Linked DNA regions of Homo sapiens: region 2 is linked to region 1. Evidence: read pairs that join two places in POLR2A ChIA-PET (ENCODE). Cell type or tissue: OCI-LY7. All regions are shown on one strand.

What was found. ChIA-PET counts read pairs that join two places held together with the same protein. Peaks named below come from ENCODE experiments on the same cell type or tissue, not always from the same donor. Only the 100,000 strongest peaks of a DNase experiment are listed, where the experiment ranks them.
Region 2: POLR2A ChIA-PET joins it to region 1 with 13 read pairs; 4 of 35 experiments call an interaction of 5 or more read pairs at or near these places.

The regions. Positions count from the first base shown.
Region 1 is chr18:23,225,606-23,228,105 of GRCh38, reverse strand. All of the region lies in intron 4 of CABLES1 (Cdk5 and Abl enzyme substrate 1), which reads right to left. Among named protein-coding and RNA genes, the nearest start is that of CABLES1, 91 kb to the right of the region's middle. RefSeq lists an enhancer at 1,354-1,453. In OCI-LY7, CTCF peaks have their summits at 1,250 and 1,455; DNase peaks (open chromatin) are centred at 155 and 1,435; H3K4me3 peaks cover 934 bases; H3K27ac peaks cover 2,500 bases.
Region 2 is chr18:23,415,709-23,418,208 of GRCh38, reverse strand. All of the region lies in intron 3 of SLC35D4 (solute carrier family 35 member D4), which reads left to right. Among named protein-coding and RNA genes, the nearest start is that of SLC35D4, 21 kb to the left of the region's middle. In OCI-LY7, no CTCF peak of the experiment used is centred here; no DNase peak of the experiment used is centred here.

The DNA of each region.
Region 1 (2,500 bases):
AGACAAGACTTAAATATCTAACACCTGGAAACTAGATGGAAAAAGTGTGATCCAATTAACTAGGTTCCAAGGCTTTCTGCTTCCAAAATGGAGTGGTCCTGACTTCTCTCCACCATCCTTTCTCTAATGGTGCTCTAAGCCCAAGAACTTGGAACACCTGCCAGGAGCTCCACTAGGCGCTAGCTCTTCAAAGGACAACAATAGGTTGAACACTTTGATGTGTCAATAATTTAAAAGCCAATTAAATATTAACAGGATTTCCAGACCCTTCAAAGAGAATAAGGAGTGAGAGATTTCCTGCACCTAAAGCAAAGCCTGAAAGCTGGATTACGAAAGGAAATACCACTTGTGAGCTAAATTTTAATTAAGAGATTACACATGGGCCGGAAGTCGACGACACAAGTCTTCCCCTTAGCTTAAGAGTCCCGTTTGTTGCCCTTCCGATACAGTGCAGCTGCCATCTTGGACCAGGCCTGCTTGCTGACATCAAGCAGAAGGTGCCTCCAGAGTTCAGAGACAATGGAACAGGGTCCACAGTTGATGGACAAAAGTGAAGTCAAAAGCAGCTTTTAGTCTAGAAGTCCCTTCCCACTCCCACTCAGGACTCCATCGATAAGCCATAAGCCATCCCCTGCAAGGGCAACTGGCAGACAATGAAGGGGTCTTAACGTAGCTTATGACCAAATCTTTGTCTAAAGGCAGCTCCTATAAACAGCCAGATAATGGCATGAGTCATCCATGAGATCATTCCAGAATCTGTCTCTGTGTGGGAATATGCTTGGTGTGAGGAAAGAAACACAATTTGTGAATGTGTAATTTTCCACAACAAAAATTTTCTGGGGAAAGTGGGTGGGGAGGAAGGGGGCATGGGCCTGGAGCCAGGCAGGGAGCATTTAGGCTTGAAGGCTCTAAGAATAGAAGACGCTGTTCTCTGTGTCGCAAAATGATCAACACTCAGGAAATGGACCCAAGCGGATGACCTCATCTGAATGCCCCCAATGCCAAAAGTTAAGGATATAAACACCATGTGGAAGCTGTTGACAATTTAAAAACACACCCCCCAGAGGCACCTTGCAACTCCACTGGGAAGCCATCTTCTTCATCACATGGTCTCTGATGCATCTGTAGTAAGTAAGTGACTCCTGCGACTATCATACAGTCAAGTATGGTTATCTTAAGGGGTGTGAACCTACACACACATCACAGAAACTCTTTTTGCTGGAATCATCTAGTTTGGTGATTTCACATAACCTCCAATCTCAAGTTTACTAGGTTCTCTCCTACTTTCTTCTGGTCGGATCCATGTGTACAGAAATACCAACCCACATCCAGATCTCAGGAAGTAAAGAGCACTTGGTGGCTGGTGTCGGTTCCCTTATGCATAGGGACAATTCTAGGACTAGTTCTCCATACAACACCTGCAGTCTCTCACTCACCAGTGGGTCGTGCTCTAGAAGCTCCTGGGCTGGCAAGTTGGAACTCAGAATGCATTTTTCATTGATGCAGTAAGTGGAGATTAGCCTACCCAAGGCTCTCTGAGCCTATAATGTAACTGAATCAGCCCAAAAGCAAAAACAAGAGCTCGGGTCATAGAAGCAAAAGGTCAGAGGGTGTATGAGGGTAAAAAAATAGGAGGAAGTTGAGTCTCTCCTCTTGGTTTCCTGGTCCAGGCTTGACCCTCAGGAACTTTTTTTTTTTTTTTTTGAGATGAAGTCTCACTCTGTTGCCCAAGCTGGAGTGCAATGGCACGATCTTGGCTCACTGCAACCTCCACTTCTCAGGTTCAAGCAATTCTCCTGCCTCAGCCTCCCGAGTAGCTGGGACTACGGGCACATGCCACCATGCCCGGCTAATTTTTGTAATTTTAGTAGAGATGGGGTGTCACTATGTTGGCCAGGCTGGTCTTGAACTCCTGACCTTGTGATCCGCCCACCTCGGTCTCCCAAAGTACTGGGATTACAGGCATGAGCCACTGTGCCCAGCTGAGTAACACTTTAAAGGTCAAGTTTGTATTATTTCACCTTCTTCTCTGAACTTCCCTTTCCTTCTTAGGACTCCAGGACCCTTTCCCCTAAGCTATTCCTGTTTTTCACAATTCCTTCCCTCTCTCTACATGTAAATCCATAAATTCCTTTGCAGGGCCCAGGTTTCCCACTCCTGGCCCTATGGCGGTGGCACAGTAGCCCACAATGGGGGCTGGAAAGCGAGGGGAAGAGAAGTGGTCTTGGATAGAAGTGTTGGACAAGCTGTTTACTAAGTGGGGTCTGCCTATTTAGGAAAGTTGAGAAAGTTGCTTGCAACTCATTTTGTGAGCTGAGGGTCACCAAGCCAAACCACAAATCCACACTAGAAAAGAGAAGGCCGTGACTAATGTGGATAAAAGGCAGAAAGATTCAGGCTGGCCTTGGCAAGTGTTAGTTGAGGAAAAAGGAGCTGGTTTAAGGCTGGGACTCTTCCCAGAAAATGGCATAATTTACAAGCTTCATCTGAGAAGAGTGTT
Region 2 (2,500 bases), 190 kb before region 1:
CCACACTGTATGCTTAGCTAATCCAAAGGAGAAGTTATTAAGTCACAATTTTGCATTTTCATGATATAGTATCCTTAATTGGATGAAATAAAGATATTTTTGGGATTTTATATGTTATACTAAGCACAAGTCTTACTAAATACTCCATTGTTATGGTGGATAGTTCAGTAAGAATTGGGCTTCATTTAAACAAATAGGGATACAGAATTCACAAGGCCTGAGATAGTTACAATATTGAAATACTGAAGGACCCTGGCTCCAAATGGGTAAACGTATTCCTTTGGAGAAGCAGGAGCTTGGGCCAGAATGAGGGAATTGGCTGTCACATTATAGCCTGGGGACCACTGGTGCAGATCAACATGAGTCTTCCTTGCTGATTCTAATTATCACATAATATCTGATGTAAATTATTTACTTATTAATAGTAGTCTTTAAAAAATTACCTTACTCATATTTTCTTAAAAGCAATGCCATTTTTCCCATGAAAAATTTTTTTGTTTATTGTGTTATTAATAAAATATGTATTACATAAGATTTACCATTTTAACCATTTTTTAAGTATACAATTCATTGGCATTGATTATAGTCACAATATTGTACAATCATCATAACTATTTTTGCCCAGAACTTTTTCATCATTCCAAACATAAACTCTGTACCCATTAAATGATATCTTCCCATTCTCCCCTCCCACTTGCTCCTAGTAACCCCTGTTCTGCTTTCTTTGTCTATGAATTTGCCTATTCTGGGTACCTTGTATAAATTGAGTTGTACAATATTTGTTCTTTGGTGTCTGACTTATTTTACTTAGCATTAATGTTTTCAAGTTTCATGCATGTTGTAGCATGAATCAGAATTTCATTCCTTGTGGAGGCTGAACAATGTCTACATGTACTCATCACATTTTGCTTATGCATTTATCTGTTGATAGAATTCTCCATACTTTTATTAATTTTTTTTTTTTTTTGAGGCAAGGTCTTGCTCTGTCGTCCAGGCTGGAGTGCAGTGGCTCAATCTTAGCTCACTGCAGCCTTGAACTTCTGGGCTCAAGCTATCCTCCCACCTCAGTTTCCCAAGTGACTGGGACTACACGTGTGCACTACCATGCCCAGCTAATTGTTTAATTTTCTGTAGAGATGGGGGTTTGCAATATTGCCCAGGCTGGTCTCTAACTCCTGACCTCAAGCAGTCCTCCCCTCTCAGCCTCCCAAAGTGCTGGGGTTACAGGCATGAGCCACTGTGCCCAGCCTTCTAATTGATGTTTTGAAGGGCAGCTAATGACTAGTAGAACTGGCCAAAGATTCTCAAGATTGCTTCCCTGCAAGAAGTTGTCCTTTGACTGTAGAAGTTTGAGACCCACTAGACATTTGTCCCTTGGACTTGACAGTGTGCTGCTAGGTTCTACGTATCTCGGAATATCTGTGATCACATCTTCTTTTCAGCTCCTAGCTAAACTCCACAGAAGTCTTTTCACCACTGTCTCCTGCAGGTGCATTCACAGCCACCCACAGCTCCATTAAACTTTTTGTCCAAGATCCCCATATCTGGGTTTTTGGTAGATCTTGTACCTGAGCTGGTACAGCTCAGGATTTCCAGTTCCCATGGCCCTTGGCAAAGGAGCGTTACCAGATGTTTAGCAGAAGGATCCAGCACCCACGTTCTTTCGTGTGTGCTGGGCTGGGTTTGTATTTGCTGTGGCTGCTCTTTCCTCCTGGGCTTTGTTTTCTGATTATGTCATTAGGGAAGTGAAGCCCAGCTTTACTGAGTAACTATGAATGCAGAGATGACAGAGGTTTGGCTCTTCTAAAAATGGAAATATCAGGAAGACAGTTTGGAGTCCCAGAGGTTACTATGGGGTGGGGATTGTAATGGTGGGGCTGGAGAGTGGGTCCTAAGTTAAGACTGGGCAGCATAGGCCATGGAGAACTCATTTAGATTGCCCTTCTAACCTGGAGCTCAAAGAGGCCCCCATTCCCTCTCAAATGTCAAATGAGCCTCAGAACCTGTTTTGCTCTTATCACACAAGCTGGAGGGCAATGGCACGATCTCGGCTCACTTCAACTTCTGCCTCCCGGGTTCAAGCAATTCTCCTGCCTTAGCTTCCTGAGTAGCTGAGATTACAGGCACCTACCACCATGCCCAGTTAATTTTTTTTGTATTTTTAGTGGAGATATGGTTTCACCGTGTTGGTCAGGCTGGTCTCGAACTCCTGACCTCAGGTGATCCACCTGCCTCGGCCTCCCAAAGTGCTGGGATTACAGGCATGAGCCACCATGCCCGGCCAACACATTTCTTATATTGCAAAGAGGCCATATCTCCTGTGCCTGCCAGTATTGGCTCTACATAGCAACCTTATGGGGTCATTCTCTTGTCTAGGTGTTTGCCTGGTGACTGGTTGTTGCCACCTAGTCTTGGATGATGCTCTTGGAACAGTCTGTCTTGGGACAGATAGCGCTGTTGTACAGCCATAAGCTTGTCAATACATGGCAGTTACTGCTGT